Regions from separate parts of the Homo sapiens genome. Here region 2 is linked to region 1. Evidence: read pairs that join two places in POLR2A ChIA-PET (ENCODE). Cell type or tissue: K562. All regions are shown on one strand. Links, peaks and the distances in the headings refer to the core of each region. The heading gives the core; the rest is flanking DNA.

Region 1 (8,967 bases), core at 74-8,073:
AGATTAATTTTTTTTTTTTGTGAGACGGAGTCTCCCTCTGTCACCCAGGCCGGAGTGCAGTGGCACAATCTCGGCTCACTGCAAGCTCCGCCTCCCAGGTTCACGCCATTCTCCTGCCTCAGCCTTCTGAGTAGCTGGGACTACAGGCGCCCGCCACCATGCCAGGCTAATTTTTTGTATTTTTAGTAGAGACGGGGTTTCACCGTGTTAGCCAGGACGGTCTCGATCTCCTGACCTCGTGATCCCCACGCCTCGGCCTCCCAAAGTGCTGAGATTACAGGCATGAGCCACTGAGCCTGGCCAGCACTAGATTAATTTCTAATGTGATGCAGTTTGTAGTTTTTCCTGGTGCTCAATTAAAATATGCCTTCAAAAAAGTGGAAAAAAAAAAAAACTTCTCTTCAATAAAGTACCTTACCATTGGTTGATTCTAATAGGTCATTCATTCTGGGGACACTTTAGTTCTTTTTTTTTTTTTTTTTTTTTTGCATCTTTCTGTAACTTTGTAACAAAATTGCATTGAAAGTTACCTTAAACTTATATAAAATACCATTCTTCGTGAAGGGACACATATTCCACGTATAAAAATTAATTTTGTTTTCTTCAAAAAAGATTTTAATATTTCCTTTATTTAACGGTTTTACACATTTTATGTTATACAAACTTTTAAAATATAAATTTGTGGCCGGGTATGGTGGCTCACACCTGTAATCCCAGCACTTTGGGAGGCCAAGGTGGGCGGATCACAAGGTCAAGAGATCTAGACCATCCTGGCCAACATGGTGAAACCCTGTCTCTACTAAAACTACAAAACATTAGCTGGGAGTGGTAGCGTGTGCCTGTAGTCCCAGCTACTTGGGAGGCTGAGGCAGGAGAATAGCTTGAACCCGGGAGGCGGAGATGGCAGTTGAGCCAAGATCGCGCTACTGCACTCCAGCCTGGAGACAGAGTGTTATATGTAGACTAATTATACATGTTATGATATATCACTGCTTTGATGTATCATATATATTAATATTTCAAAGCTTACCTATTGGAACTCTTTTGGTCAAGGAGTTCTCATAAACTTCCTAAAAAGTGCACAAACTTGCAACTCTGGAAAGAATTTACTGGGTAAAAATATGTGGATAGAAAACAAATTTTAATCTTAAAATTGCTTTTGTGCTTTTAAAATTAATGTTACCATACGTATTAAACACCATTGATATTAAACAGGAAGAATTAACAGACATGTTGCAACTTGCGTAAGTATATGTTACAGCATGTAAGTTTTAAAAATTAGAATTTATATTTTCCAATATTAATCAAAGAAAATAAGAAATAAATGTAGGATTAGAAAATACAGATAAATATGCCTTTATCCTGCATGCCTTGGGGGCATTTTTAAAGATTCAGTTGTTTGGCCGGGCGGTCGCGGTGGCTCACGCCTGTAATCCCAGCACTCTGGGAGGCCTAGGCGGGCGGATCACGACGTCAGGATATCGAGACCAACCTGGCTAACACGGTGAAACCCCGTCTCTACTAAAAATACAAAAAAATTAGCTGGGCGTGATGGCGGGCGTCTGTAGTACCAGCTACTCGGGAGGCCGACGCAGGAGAACGGCGTGAACCTGGGAGGTGGAGCTTGCAGTGAGCCGAAATCGCGCCACTGCACTCCAGCCTGGACGACAGAGCAAGACTCTGTCTCAAAAAAAAAAAAAAAAAAAAAAAAAAGATTCAGTTGTTTAAATCATTCTCTTTTTTTGCTTTTATTTATTTAGAGTTTAGTGGAATAGTTCTCCATTAGGCTTACAAGGACCGAGGCTTAGGTTGAATGCTCTGCAAATCAACTTCATTTAAAAATGAATCTTTTTTATTAATCCTGAAAATAGCATCTTGCTATATTACTCTGAAGTACCTGTAAATAATAAACATCATTTTGGGGTTTTTTTGCATTTAGATAATAACTTTTTTGTTGTTACTCAACATCTCTTTTCTACCTGTGATAGTCTCATTAATGTAAATGTGAGCTTAAGGTAGAATAGTAATATGCAGGGAACTATGAAACTCAGAATCTATAGGCCTTTTATAATCAGGTATTCACAATTTAAAAACTGGTTACTTTGAACTCTATATTTGGGTACTCTTTAGTAAAGCACATGTTAAATTAGTACAAAAATGTCTTAAATGACATTCCAGTTTGAATTGGAAATGTGCGTGTCAGTCAGATCATTAATTAATTTGGCAGGGGGAAGAGATCAAGAGAGAAATAAAGGTACATATTGGCCTCACATCGTATTTCAAAGTCCACATTTTGACACAGTGGATATAAAACCTAGATGTGAAAACAGAAAAACTACATTCTAATATTGAACGTTTCAAAGTCCATTTTCCCCACCTCACTATTTCCTCGGGGTAACAACTGTTAATACTGTTGATGTATTCTTGAAGGAGAGAACCAGGTTCTGCTTTTATCTCTTGAACTTTTTTAAGGCCACCACTTGTTACAAAAAGTCGTCGAGCTTTGCTATCATGCGGCAGCACCTTGCAAAGTGAAGCACATAAAATGTCAGCTTTTCTTTTCCAAGTTAGATTATTACTATTGAAAAGCAATACTGTATGTGAGAAAATGTAAAAGAGAATTTATACCCAATATACCTATAACATAATGAGCCAAATCTGCTGCTAATTTGAAGTGAAATGTGCTTTTTAGAATGTGTTAATTTTTAGGTTGAAGAAATGAAATAAAGGCAATGAACATGGGCAAAGGCAATGGAGATCCACTCACAGATGTAAAATATAAAGCTTACACCATTCAAGGTCTCTTTGCTCCCTAAGAATTTAAAGGCAAGCTCCTTAACAAGGCACAAAGGGTCCTCTGGGACCCAGCTCCTAAATACCTCTCCAGCCACCACTAATCTCCATCCTAAATATTGTTTCAGTAACATCACAGCATGCATGCTGTGTCATCTCTTGCCTTTGCCCACGCTGCTACCTCTTCCTAAAATGGCTTTCCACACTCCACAAACCTCTCCCCTTATGCTTGGTTAACTCTTAGTCATCTTTTAAGACTTAGCTCAAGTGTCACCTCCTTTAAGAATCCTTCTCTGGAAGCCCCTATCCCCTTATCCCAGGATGAGTTGAGTCCTTTTCTTCTGTCAGCATTCTGTCAAACCACCATCCACGTGCTTACCACATAATACCTAAATACCACATAATATTTTAATTTTAATTTTTAATTATCCATTATATGTCTGTCACAATGTCACTGAAGGCAGAAACTATACTTGAGTTCATTCATTCATTTCCCTCGTGCCTGGTACCTAACAGAGGTTCAACAAATGTTTAACAAATGAATGAATATACTAAAGAGTAGGCATAGAAAGGGGACTGAAATGTTAGAGAGACAGAAGATCAGAAACGTAAGGAATCAATAAATCCAAGAGAAGGTTTCTTAAAGCAACCAATGAAAACTAAAAAACAAGTCACTGGATCTGACAGTGAAGAGAAGGTGCTGAAGACTTGACTAAAGGCAGCTGTGTGTGGAGGGGAGGTTGAGGAAGGCAGGCTATCAGCAGCTGAGGAAAGTGTCCCAAGTAAGGAAGTCAAGGCAAACTTTAAAGTTTCAGAAAGAGAAAACAGGGTATCAGTAGACCACGGTAGGATAGAACTAAAGGCTAAAGATGTTGCAGGTTTTGATCTTAGGATCAGGGAGACTTGAGCACGTTTGCAGGTTGACAGGAAAAAGCCAGTGGAAATGAAGAAATTTATTATGAGAGACAAAAAAAAAGACTGACCAGACTAGGAAGGTCCTGGGGAAGGGGTGGGGTCACAATGTGGGAAGTCCTGCTCTCTTCCTTAGTCACTGCTACTATCCCTCTGACCGAAACGCTCTTTTTTTCTGATCTTGTTCCTTCTGCAAGGACCAGCTCTTTTCACTTGTCCTTCCTCCATTGAAGCCCTATCTGAAGACTTCAGACTATATTCACTCATTCCTTCTTTTAAAAAAAGTTTATCTCCAAGTCTAGTACATTGAAATGTTTTCTAATTGTTTTGTCTGCTCTCCTCAGCTAGATTATAAAGTTCCCTGAAGAACAACTTAATCTTTTTTGTCTGTTCCCCAATGCTCAACAGAGAGCTGGGTACATGTAGGCATTTAACAAATAATTAAAACCACAAAAGGATCTTGCTAATAGAGCAATAATATAAATCAGCTGGACAACAGAAGATTGCACTAGTATATATTTGTAAAAAATGTAATATTCTATAAATATATTGGTTTTACATATTTCATTTGGCCTGGAGAATTTTCATTACTTCCTATCTCTGTCCCCAGCCACTTCAGTATCTTTTCACCTTCTACCTTGCTTTATCATCTCTTTTTAGTGCTTTGGTATCTTTAGATTAAGAAAATATTCATGGGAGGTAGGAGCCAAGATGGCCGAATAGGAACAGCTCCGGTCTACAGCTCCCAGCGTGAGCCATGAAGAGGACGGGTGATTTCTGCATTTCCATCTGAGGTACCAGGTTCATCTCACTAGGGAGTGCCAGACAGTGGGCGCAGGTCAGTGGGTGCGCGAGCCGAAGCAGGGCGAGGCATTGCCTCACTCGGGAAGCGCAAGGGGTCAGGGAGTTCCCTTTCCTAGTCAAAGAAAGGGGTGACAGACGGCACCTGGAAAATCGGGTCACTCCCACCCAAATACTGTGCTTTTCCAATCGGCTTAAAAAACGGAGCACCAGGAGATTATATCCCACACATGGCTCGGAGGGTCCTACCCCCACAGAGTCTCGCTGATTGCTAGCACAGCAGTCTGAGATCAAACTGAAAGGCGGCAGCGAGGCTGGGGGAGGGGCGCCCGCCATTGCCCAGGCTTGCTTAGGTAAACAAAGCAGCTGGGAAGCTCCAACTGGGTGCAGCCCACCACAGCTCAAGGAGGCCTGCCTGCCTCTGTAGGCTCCACCTCTGGGGGCAGGGCACAGACAAACAAAAAGACAGCAGTAACCTCTGCAGACTTAAGTGTCCCTGTCTGACAGCTTTGAAGAGAGCAGTGGTTCTCCCAGCACGCAGCTGGAGATCTGAGAACCGGCAGACTGCCTCCTCAAGTGGGTCCCTGACCCCTGACCCCCGAGCAGCCTAACTGGGAGGCACCCCCCAGCAGGGGCACACTGACACCTCACACGGCAGGGTATTCCAACAGACCTGCAGCTGAGGGTCCTGTCTGTTAGAAGGAAAACTAACAAACAGAAAGGACATCCACACCGAAAACCCATCATCATCATCAACATCATCAAAGACCAAAAGTAGATAAAACCACAAAGATGGGGAAAAAACAGAACAGAAAAACTGGAAACTCTAAAAAGCAGAGCGCCTCTCCTCCAAAGGAATGCAGTTCCTCACCAGCAACGGAACAAAGCTGGATGGAGAATGACTTTGACGAGCTGAGAGAAGAAGGCTTCAGGCGATCAAATTACTCTGAGCTACGGGAGGACATTCAAACCAAAGGCAAAGAAGTTGAAAACTTTGAAAAAAATTTAGAAGAATGTATAACTAGAATAACCAATACAGAGAAGTGCTTAAAGGAGCTGATGGAGCTGAAAACCAAGGCTCGAGAACTACGTGAAGAATGCAGAAGCCTCAGGAGCCAATGCGATCAACTGGAAGAAAGGGTATCAGCAATGGAAGATGAAATGAATGAAATGAAGCGAGAAAGGAAGGTTAGAGAAAAAAGAATAAAAAGAAATGAGCAAAGCCTCCAAGAAATATGGGACTATGTGAAAAGACCAAATCTACGTCTGATTGGTGTACCTGAAAGTGACGGGGAGAATGGAACCAAGTTGGAAAACATTCTGCAGGATATTATCCAGGAGAACTTCCCCAATCTAGCAAGGCAGGCCAACATTGAGATTCAGGAAATACAGAGAACGCCACAAAGATACTCCTCGAGAAGAGCAACTCCAAGACACATAATTGTCAGATTCACCAAAGTTGAAATGAAGGAAAAAATGTTAAGGGCAGCCAGAGAGAAAGGTCAGGTTACCCACAAAGGGAAGCCCATCAGACTAACAGCTGATCTCTCGGCAGAAACTCTATAAGCCAGAAGAGAGTGGGGGCCAATATTCAACATTCTTAAAGAAAAGAATTTTCAACCCAGAATTTCATATCCAGCCAAACTAAGCTTCATAAGTGAAGGAGAAATAAAATACTTTACAGACAAGCAAATGCTGAGAGATTTTGTCACCACCAGGCCTGCCCTAAAAGAGCTCCTGAAGGAAGCGCTAAACATGGAAAGAAACAACCGATACCAGCTGCTGCAAAATCATGCCAAAATGTAAAGACCATCGAGACTAGGAAGAAACTGCATCAACTAACGAGCAAAATCACCAGCTAACATCATAATGACAGGATCAAATTCACACATAACAATATTAACTTTAAATGTAAATGGACTAAATTCTTCAATTAAAAGACACAGACTGGCAAATTGGATAAAGAGTCAAGACACATCAGTGTGCTATATTCAGGAAACCCATCTCACGTGCAGAGACACACATAGGCTCAAAATAAAAGGATGGAGGAAGATCTACCAAGCAAATGGAAAACAAAAAAAGGTAGGGGTTGCAATCCTAGTCTCTGATAAAACAGACTTTAAACCAACAAAGATCAAAAGAGACAAAGAAGGCCATTACATAATGGTAAAGGGATCAATTCAACAAGAAGAGCTAACTATCCTAAATATATATGCACCCAATACAGGAGCACCAAGATTCATAAAGCAAGTCCTGAGTGACCTACAAAGAGACTTAGACTCCCACACAATAATAATGGGAGACTTTAACACCCCACTGTCAACACAGACAGATCAACGAGACAGAAAGTAAACAAGGAAACCCAGGAATTGAACTCAGCACTGCACCAAGCAGACCTAATAGACATCTACAGAACTCTCCACCCCAAATCAACAGAATATACATTTTTTTCAGCACCACACCACACCTATTCCAAAATTGATCACATACTTGGAAGTAAAGCTCTCCTCAGCAAATGTAAAACAACAGAAATTATAACAAACTGTCTCTCAGACCACAGTGCAATCAAACTAGAACTCAGGATTAAGAATCTTACTCAAAACCGCTCAACTACATGGAAACTGAACAACCTGCTCCTGAATAACTACTGGATACATAACGAAATGAAGGCAGAAATAAAGATGTTCTTTGAAACCAACGAGAACAAAGACACAACATACCAGAATCTCTGGGACGCATTCAAAGCAGTGTGTAGAGGGAAATTTATAGCACTAAATGCCCACAAGAGAAAGCAGGAAAGATCCAAAATTGACACCCTAACATCACAATTAAAAGAACTAAAGAAGCAAGAGCAAACACATTCACAAGCTAGCAGAAGGCAAGAAATAACTAAAATCAGAGCAGAACTGAAGGAAATAGAGACACAAAAAACCCTTCAAAAAATTAACGAATCCAGGAGCTGGTTTTTTGAAAAGATCCACAAAATTGATAGACCGCTAGCAAGACTAATAAAGAAAAAAAGAGAGAAGAATCAGATAGACGCAATAAAAAATGATAAAGGGGATATCACCACCGATCCCACAGAAATACAAACTACCATCAGAGAATACTATAAACACCTCTACGCAAATAAACTAGAAAATCTAGAAGAAATGGATAAATTCCTCGACACATACACTCTCCCAACACTAAACCAGGAAGAAGTTGAATCTCTGAATAGTCCAATAACAGGATCTGAAATTGTGGCAATAATCAATAGCTTACGAACCAAAAAGAGTCCAAGACCAGATGGATTCACAGCCGAATTCTACCAGACGTACAAGGAGGAGCTGGTACCATTCCTTCTGAAACTATTCCAATCAATAGAAAAAGAGGGAATCCTCCCTAACTCATTTTATGAGGCCAGCATCATCCTGATACCAAAGCCGGGCAGAGACACAACCAAAAAAGAGAATTTTAGACCAATATCCTTGATGAACATTGATGCAAAAATCCTCAATAAAATACTGGCAAACCGAATCCAGCAGCACATCAAAAAGCTTATCCACCATGATCAAGTGGGCTTCATCCCTGGGATGCAAGGCTGGTTCAATATATGCAAATCAATAAATGTAATCCAGCATATAAACAGAACCAAAGACAAAAACCACATGATTATCTCAATAGATGCAGAAAAGGCCTTTGACAAAATTCAACAACTCTTCATGTTAAAAACTCTCAATAAATTAGGTATTGATGGGACATATCTCAAAATAATAAGAGCTATCTATGACAAACCCACAGCCAATATCATACTGAATGGGCAAAAACTGGAAGCATTCCCTTTGAAAACTGGCACAAGACAGGGATGCCCTCTCTCACCACTCCTATTCAACATTGTGTTGGAAGTTCTGGCCAGGGCAATTAGGCAGGAGAAGGAAATAAAGGGTATTCAGTTAGGAAAAGAAGAAGTCAAACTGTCCCTGTTTGCAGACGACATGATTGTATATCTAGAAAACCCCATTGTCTCAGCCCAAAATCTCTTTAAGCTGATAAGCAACTTCAGCAAAGTCTCAGGATACAAAATCAATGTACAAAAATCACAAGCATTCTTATACACCAACAACAGACAAACAGCCAAATCATGAGTGAACTCCCATTCACAATTGCTTCAAAGAGAATAAAATACCTAGGAATCCAACTTACAAGGGATGTGAATGAAGGACCTCTTCAAGGAGAACTACAAACCACTGCTCAAGGAAATAAAAGAGGATACAAACAAATGGAAGAACATTCCATGCTCATGGGTAGGAAGAATCAATATTGTGAAAATGGCCATACTGCCCAAGGTAATTTACAGATTCAATGCCATCCCCATCAAGCTACCAATGACTTTCTTCACAGAATTGGAAAAAACTACTTTAAAGTTCATATGGAACCAAAAAAGAGCCCGCATTGCCAAGTCAATCCTAAGCCAAAAGA
Region 2 (8,967 bases), core at 230-8,229, 95 kb before region 1:
GGTCTTCATGACTAAAACAGCAATAGCAATGGCAACAAAAGCCAAAATAGACAAATGGGATCTAATTAAACTAAAAAATTTCTGCACAGCAAGAGAAATTATCAGAGTGAACAGGCAATCTACAGAATGGGAGAAATTTTTTGCAATCTACCCATCTGACAAAGGGCTAATATCCAGACTCTACAAAGAACTTAAACAAATTTACAAAAAAAAAACGAACAACCCCATCAAAAAGTGGGCAAAGGATATGAACAGACACTTCTCAAAAGAAGACATTTATGCGGCCAACAAACTTATGAAAAAATGTACATCATCACTGGTCATTAGAGAAATGCAAATCAAAACCACAATGAGATACCATCTCACGCCACTTAGAATGGTGATCATTAAAAAGTCAGGAAACAACAGGTGCTGGAGAGGATGTGGAGAAATAGGAACACTTTTACATTGTTGGTGGGAGTGTAAATTAGTTCAACCATTGTAGATGACAGTGTGGCAACTCCCCAATGATCTAGAACTAGAAATACCATTTGACCCAGCAATCTCATTACTGGGTATATACCCAAAGGATTATAAATCATTCTACTATAAAGACACATGCACCCGCATGTTTATTGCAGCACTGTTCACAACAGCAAAGTCTTGGAACCAACCCAAATGCCCATCAGTGATAGACTGGATAAATAAAATGTGGCACATATACACCATGGAATACTATGCAGCCATAAAAAAGGATGAGTTCATGTCCTTTGCAGGGACATGGATGAAACTGGAAACCATCATTCTCAGCAAAGTAACACAAGAAGAGAAAACCAAACACCACATGTTCTCACTCATAAGTGGGAGCTGAACAATGAGAACACATGGACACACGGAGGGGACCATCACACACTGGGGCCTGTCAGGGGATGGGGGGCTGGGGGATGGATAGCATCAGGAGAAATACCTAATGTAAATGACGAATTGATGGGTGTAACAAACCTGCACATTGTGCACATGTACCACAGAACTTAAAGTATAATAAAAAAATAAAAATTAAAAAAATTTTTTTAAATTAGCCAGGAGGCTGAGGCAGGATACTCACTGGAGCCCATAGGGTTGAGGCTGCAGTGAGCCCTGTGCCACTGCACTCCAGCCTGGACAACTAAGCAAGATCCTGTATAATTAAAAAATTGTTGAAGGCCAAGAGTATTAGAAGGCTGAACATGATGAGGCAGCACACACTGGATCATGTCTGCAAATGACGGTACTCAATTTACTCCCTTGACATAGCAATGCCTTTGATAGGAATATATCTGACATACACACTCAAATACATGTGAAATAATGTCTGCACATTCACTGAAGCACTGTTTGTAATAGCAACTGTGGAAAGCAAATTCCATGTCTGGTAGAAGAAGACTGTTAAATAAATGAGATGTTATCCAAGAAAGAGGCAACCACACAGCCCTTAAAAAGAATGGGGATGGGCCGGATGCACTGGCTCATGCCTCTAATCCCAGCACTTTGGAAGGCCGAGGTGGGCAGATTGCTTGAGGTCAGGAGTTCATGACCAACCTAGCCAACATGGTGAAACCCCATTTCTACTAAAAATACCAAAAATTAGCCAGGTGTTGTGGCACACACCTGTAGACCCAGCTACTCAGGAGGCTAAGGCAGGAGAATCTCTTGAACCCAGGAGGCAGAGGTTGCATGAGCCAAGATTGTGCCACTGTACTCAAGCCTGGGCCACAGAGCGAGACTCTGTGTTGGACAATTAAAAAAAGAAAAAAAAAATGTGAGGATGTACATTTTAGTGTTAAATGTTAGAATGATCTGTCCAAAATTAACCAAAAAATGAGAAAAAAAAAATACCATGATGCCAAAGTGTACAGAGGACAAGTCAATGTGTGTTTCACATGTATACAGAGACATACAGACTGTAGATACATAGAGTATCTCGGGGAGAAAACACAGGAAACCAGTTTCAGTGATTGCCCCCGGGAAGGGAAGGAAACAGGTGGGAAGGAGACTTCCTCTCCATTATGTATCCTTTTGTACCTTTTGCATGTTATTTACCTAGTTCAGAATACAAATTAAATCATAACTCTTTTAAAAAGTGATGAGATTGAAATTGAGGTAAATACCTTTGACTTTTAAAATGTTATTTGTCATCACTTGGAGCACTCACTATCTCCCTTGTTCTGGGAATTTCTTTCCATCAATATAAAGAAGACAGTGAGGCTCGATGGTCAGGGGAGCCTGGAAGTTTCCTGGACTGCCCATCTCTAGAGCCTGCATTCCCTCCAAGGTGTGATTTCTCGGAGCCTGCTCTGGGATGGGGGAAATGGCCAACTGTTGATCCTTCAAAGGGCTCTCAAAAAGAAGAGAGGGCAGGAAGATGCCCACAAAGCAGCCCAAGCCCACAGTTAACTCTCCTTCTTCCTGGTGGTTTTGCTCCTGGAAATCTCTGCCTGTGTGTTAAGCAGAGAGAATAATGAGTTACATTCTCACTTCCACCTTCTCAGCACCCTGAAGCAGATCCCATAAATCTGGCAACGACCGGGTGATGATTGGTTGATTGGCTGGACATTCCCATGGCTGAATTGAATCATGAGCATCAGTGATGGTACCAGATGTCGACTCACCTCCTCATTACTCTTTGAGCAAATGTCCACTCAGAACTTACCACTTTACTTGTACAAAAGAGGATGTTGAATCTCCTCCCCTTGACTCTTCTTCCTCATTTTTATTTTCTCACTTATTTTCATTTATTTGTTATTCCCCAACCATAATTCTCACAGGGGCAAAAACAATCGAGACGTGTGAATCAGATGTCAACAGCAGCCCCGGTGTTAGTGCTGGGAGCAGCTCTAACAGTCAGCAGAGGAAGCGAGCGGGCTGTGTGGGCAGGCTGGGTTGAGCTGTCAGAGTAGGTGTCCCAGACGCCCATAAACCAGGGCTGCCACAGAGTCAGTGCTGCCAAGAAACAAGATCTCTAGATGAACAGACGGGGCAGACTTCCAAGACTTGATTATACAGAATTTATGTCATAATCTCATTGAGCAAACTTTTATTGGGTTCCTACTATGGGTTAAGCCTTGTGAGAGCCGCTGACAATGTAACAAGTCAATGAACTATGGCAGTTTACAGGCTAGCTTGGAAGACAACTGCAACATCATGCCAGCACTGGAGGACTGGGGGCACCCTCTCACTAAGGGTCTGGGCCTCTGGCCTCTGCTTGCTGCCTATAGATAGATATGTGTCTTCCCAACATACTCCAGATTCCAAGTGCAAAGCCTCATGTCTGTCCTTGCATATCCCAGAGTAAGGAAAGCAGAGACTTTAAAATCCTTTAAATCTGAAGTTGAATCCCAGCCCTTGCAGCATGACCCTGGGAAGGCTTCAGAGATTCAGTTTCCACATTACACGGTTGTTTTAGTGATTACCTGAGGTAACTTATGTTATGCACTAGTTTTAGGATGTAGCACATCCATTCAGGACTGTGGGTATTCATAAGGTTTTCCTATTAGACGGAATAATGGAAGCCATGTTCATACAACCATCTGCATTATAGACAGGTAGGGTATCACAGATGCTATAGAGTTATAGATACGTCAATGCTCTGTCTTTATGTCTCATTTTCGTTCCTTCCTATTTATGAACCATATTATCAGAACATTGTCCTTCCCTCTCAATCATTCTTTTAAACTTCCTTTCTTCTATCTTCATATGATGTTTCAGAGCAAGGTCAGCCATTTCTACTCTAATGTCAGCCCAAGGTCAATGTTTGGATGTTACGATTTGATTTGTATGTAAGACAAAGTTAAGTTCCAATGTCCATCACCAAGTAGGATCCGATCATACCCTAGAGGGAGTAATGTCTTTTCGGCAGTAACAGAAAGCAACACACTGATAAGAAGATTATAACTTTATGGAACCAATGGAATTCCTGAGGAACCCTGGGCTCTGACAAAAAGGAAGAGAAAACGGCAGGTAAGGCATTCTAGCTGACTGTTCAGCCTGCCGCCAGCTTTCCAAAAGGAGTTTCTCCTGGGCGGATCATGTTAGAGACTCTCACCTCCAGTGACAGAAAAACAGCTTCCCAGGACCTGATGTACACATTGCTGATGGGTTTTCTGTCAGGATTAGAGTTTTATCTGAAGCTGTCTAAACAACAGCCAAGATATGGTTTTCTTCATTCTCATGTTGCCTCGTAATCTAACATCTAGCCACTTGCTCAATATCTTCCTAAAACCTTTTCTGGCTGTTGGCTTCCACTCTGGTTTTTCTCTAAAGGTAAAATGTGTGCAGATCCTCTGTTGGAGTGTTCTTTAGATCTATTATACAACTCAGGAAAAATAAACTGTGTTCAAATAGAAATTCAAGGAAACCATGTTGATGGGTCTGCTCTGTCTTGGGGAGAGAGAGACATGAGGGGGTAGGAAGAATTCTTGTGTGAACATCCAGCTTCTTGGATGTTGTGAATAAATTATCCTTAGATGTTTCACTAAATTATAAAAGTTAAATAATACAAATTTCCTGGTCATGATGTAGCACACCTGTAGTCCCAGCTACTTGGGAGGCTGAGGCAGGAGGATCCCTTGAGCTCAGGAGTTTTGAGTCCAGCCTGGGCAACATAGCGAGACCCCATCTCTACAAAACCAACCAACCAAAAAAAAAAAAACTTCCTAAAAATATTTTTGAGGAGCAATGAAGAAGTTTAAAAAGCATAAGAAAAAAGGATGTTTATCCCATTAAACTATAAACAGAGCCAAAGTCACAAAGAAAAAACTCAACACAAATTCCAAAAGCTCCGTTTAATTGCTTGTGGCTTAAATCTTCTCACTTACAGAGGGTCCCTTTCCCACAGAGCCCCGGCAGACCCCCAAGAAGAATCCCACTTAGCAAAGGCCAAACCTATCCACAAAGGTGGACGCTGGTGTCCACCCCAACAACATGCAAAATACTCTTGTCAAAATTTCAAGTATAGATTAGGTAACAGCATGTTTCATCATCTAAAAATAAAAATTTAAATTTAAATAAAAGAAATTACTAGTCCTCCGGAATCAAATTTATCCGAAAACAAGAGTTCGCAGAATGTTTTTGCTAAGCTGCCTGGTGATAAATGACACCCGGGTACTGCAGTGTCCTCAGGGCTTTATGACTCACCAAAGAGCCACATAAATCATGGTTGGCTTGGTCTGTGTGGTGTGAATGTTATTGAGGCCTTTGAACACTTTTTTTTTGACATTAAGTAGTTCGTTTAGGGCATATTAATCAACTTAATCAGAAGTCCCCACTTCCCAATCATGGGGAGAGGGAAGAGAATCTACAAGAAAATGCAGTGACTGACCTTTCTTTGTGGCCACAAAACCTTTCACTCTGTCTCTCCAGTCATCCATCTATGCAACAAATCTTTATTAGTGCCTGCCCTAGGTACTGGGAGCTCCGAGATACTTGCAATTCCTCTATTCATCCAACACCTCCCCTGACCCATCCATCCTTTTCTTCTCCTCTGTTTAGAATCACCTTCTTGTCTGGTCATTTGTGACCAAAACTGTGAAATAAAGACAGGCCCGGTTTCCCCAAACTTCTCATAGGTGTGCAAATTTACTGTTAAATGCTTAGGTGTGCAAATTTACTATTAAATGCTTAAGACGAGACATTTGCTCAAATGCCCAACTTCCCATGAGAAATATTAGAGGTTTTAATGAAACAAAGTATTCCTTTATGCCCTGCTTCTAAAAAGTCAGGTTTTTATGGTGATTTTATGCTCTAAACCAAAGGCAGACATCACCTCATTTGACTGTCACGTGGGTTTCATATATTCACCCTTCAAGACAGAATTCTCAATCGGGTGCTAAGACCCTCTTCCAGACCAGAGCTGCTTAGAAGTTCCAACATCTATCAAGTGTTCTTTCAAAAATAAATGTACCAGAGAATCTCATTTTCCCTTCATAATTCCTCAAATTAGGAAAAAAGATTTATTGTGCATGAAATCTGAAATAATAGGATTACTTCCTAAGCAATTACATACTTAATCATTTTAACCCAAAGGATGGGAAACCCAGCCAAAAATGCCTCTTTTACATAGAAGGATATTTTAGCAAAGCGATATCTTAACTTCTTTGGATGGATACACTTCAGGTGAGCTTTAAAACAGCAATTTATCTGTAGAACATGAGGGCAAACTGCATAAATGTTCACACAGTTGCAAACCTTGTCTTTACTTTTGTTGTTTGTTTTGTTTTGTTTTTTAACTTAAAGTATCCCAACCCTCCTCTAACAGTGACCAGTGCTTTCTTCCTTTCAATGATATCACTACTTTTAATTTGCTTCTTTTGAAATCCCAGACTCCTAAAAAATGTACCCCATTCATCTGTGCTTACTTTGCCAGTGACTCCATGTTACTAGTCAGGACATGCTAGCTTGCCTTTTCATCTTTAAGGTTAGTCTTTTTCTCCCTGCTTCTTAATATATTTTGACTTGGAAAAACTGATCAGGTTATTTTAAGGCATTTTTAAAATGTAAGGTGTTATCATGGGGCAAATAAATAACTAAGATGAGGCTGAGCACGGTGGCTCATACCTGTAATCCCAGCACTTTGGGAGGCCAAGGCGGGCGGATCATCTAAGGTCAGGAGTTCAAGACCCAGCTTGGCCAACATGGTGAAACCTCGCCTCTACTAAAAATCCAAAAAAAAAACAAAACAAAAAACAAAAAAAAAAAAAACAAAAACTTAGCAGGCATGGTGGTGGGCTCCTGTAATCCCAACTACTTGGGAGGCCGAGGCAGGAGAATCACTTGAACCCAGGAGTCAGAGGTTGCAGTGAGCCAAGATCTCACCACTGCACTCCAGCCTGGGCAACAGAGTGAGGCTCCATCTCAAAATAATTAAATAACCAAGATTGGAGTCTGAAAAGAGCACTTAAATTATACTTAGACTCATTGTTCAAGGCCTCATGATGCAGGCTTACAGGATGGCTAGGGATAGTTTGCTTGGCAAGGCAACACCATCCCCTCAGGGAAATTACCTTCTTGCGCTTTCTGTATTTAGTTGCAACAGGACCATCTTGCCAATAAGCAGTAACTGTTGACTTCATTAATGATTTTTACTGACACGCTTTTCTCTGAATCTGGCCTCCTCCATGGCACTGGGGCTTAAAGTAATCCAAATATTGTTTTGGGTGGGAATCAATCTCTTCCAGGTTTTTTGGGAAACCCTTAATAAAGGCTCATAATGCTCCTGGGAGATGTGGTTTTCCCTAATCTCCAAACAGAGCAAATGAGATACACAAAGGTAACGTGTTTCTCCAACATCACACAAGGATTCTCTAGCTATGGTGAAGGCAAGAATTGTACCTAATTCTCAGTTTTTAAATCTTGCTAGGAGAACATGTTCCCTCCCTTTAGGCCAATAAGTCATATTAACCCAAGAATTGATGTTGCTATTCCAATCTAATAATAAAGGTCACTTCCAGTAATGGGAAAAGGACACATTTGCATATATCACTCACAGCCCATTGTCCTGAGAACAGAGCCTGGAGCCAAACAAAGCCTTCCTCACGCAGTAGAATCACAGGGGCCTTCAAAATTCTTATCTATCTCGATGGTCCTGAATATGTGGCCCATGTCACAATATAAAAATATGACTGTCAGCTCTAGACAGGTTGGTGTTAGTCTAAATGCCACAGGAAGGATGTGTGTGTGTGTGTGTGTGTATACGTGTGTGTTTCACCAAAGCTATTTACTAGAGACAATCATTTTTTTTCCCTATAGCCCTCTCTGTAATTCCTAATTTTAAGAGGGAGAGAGGAAACAAGATGACTTGTGTTGGCATCAATATGTGTGAAAAGTGCCAAGGTACATAACTGATTATTGTGAGCTGCAGGGTTGCATGTGGTTTTGTTTTTTAGCAGCTTATCCCTGTTGACAGAAAGAAACTCCTGACAGATGAGCAGATAAATGTCACTGAAAAACACCACAAACTTCTGTCTCCCTTCAGCTCTCGCAGTAATGAATTGAAGCATCTGCATCCTTTGCCCTGAAGCCTGGGAACACTGGACACTGAATTCATTCATCTTCCCTCCCGGCTTCCCTCACTCCGCATCTTTTGTAACATCTATTTCCTAACAGTCTCCAGGCCCGGTGTTAAACTTCAAATCTGGGAAAAAACTGGATTGGCTTCTGGCACTGGAAACTTTTCTCCATGAAGCCTTTTTATATGGTTTTGGCAGGCACATATAATACCAGTGGAGAGAGAAATCCCGCTGGCGAGAGAAAATAAAAACTTTAACATAACTGTAATGGCCCTGAGTGGTGTTTTACATGTTATGCTTGCTCAAGATTTATGTTAAAGTCAACCTTGCAAAAGAGGCTTTTTAAAAAATCTATCAAGCTGCCAAAGTTTAAACAGCTCTTTCTTTACTATCCAATGACAGTAGATTTTAACAACTTAAATGACCTGGGACAAACGCATTTCTCAGTATTCAATTTCACCCTGTAGTCTTTCAGTTACTTCACCAATGTCTGAGAACTTTTGTCCCTCTCTCCTCTTTCTTCTTTTTCTATATTTCTCTCTCCAAAATGTGAGAGGGATATAAGTGAAATGAAACTAATTAATCCAAAGTCACTGAAGTTAATATTTTTTTAAAGAGATGGAGTCTCACTCTGTCATCCAGGTGACAGTGGTGTAATCATAGCTCACTGCAGCCTCAAACTCTTGGGTTCAAGCAATCCTCCTGCCTCAGCCTCCCAATGAAATTAATTTTTTAATTTATGTATCTTTTTAATTAGAGATAGGATCTTGCTCTATCACCCAGACTGGAGTACCGTGGAGTGATCAAAGCTCACTGCAGCCTCAAACTCCTGGGCTCAAATGATCCTCCTGCCTCAGCCTCCAGAGTAACTGGGACTATAGATGCACACCACGATACCTGGCTCATTTTTTTTATTTTTTGTAGAGATGGGATCTTGCTATGTTGC

Evidence for each region. Peaks named below come from ENCODE experiments on the same cell type or tissue, not always from the same donor. Only the 100,000 strongest peaks of a DNase experiment are listed, where the experiment ranks them.
Region 2: POLR2A ChIA-PET joins it to region 1 with 5 read pairs; 1 of 35 experiments calls an interaction of 5 or more read pairs at or near these places.

The regions. Positions count from the first base shown.
Region 1 is chr10:22,404,587-22,413,553 of GRCh38, reverse strand. It overlaps SPAG6 (sperm associated antigen 6), which reads right to left. Exons shown (of 11, transcript NM_012443.4): 10 at 2,378-2,523. Among named protein-coding and RNA genes, the nearest start is that of LINC03027, 29 kb to the left of the region's middle. RefSeq lists enhancers at 4,172-4,710, 4,711-5,251. In K562, for the core only: no CTCF peak of the experiment used is centred there; a DNase peak (open chromatin) is centred at 3,813.
Region 2 is chr10:22,500,157-22,509,123 of GRCh38, reverse strand. No RefSeq gene overlaps it. Among named protein-coding and RNA genes, the nearest start is that of LINC03027, 67 kb to the right of the region's middle. In K562, for the core only: no CTCF peak of the experiment used is centred there; a DNase peak (open chromatin) is centred at 5,123.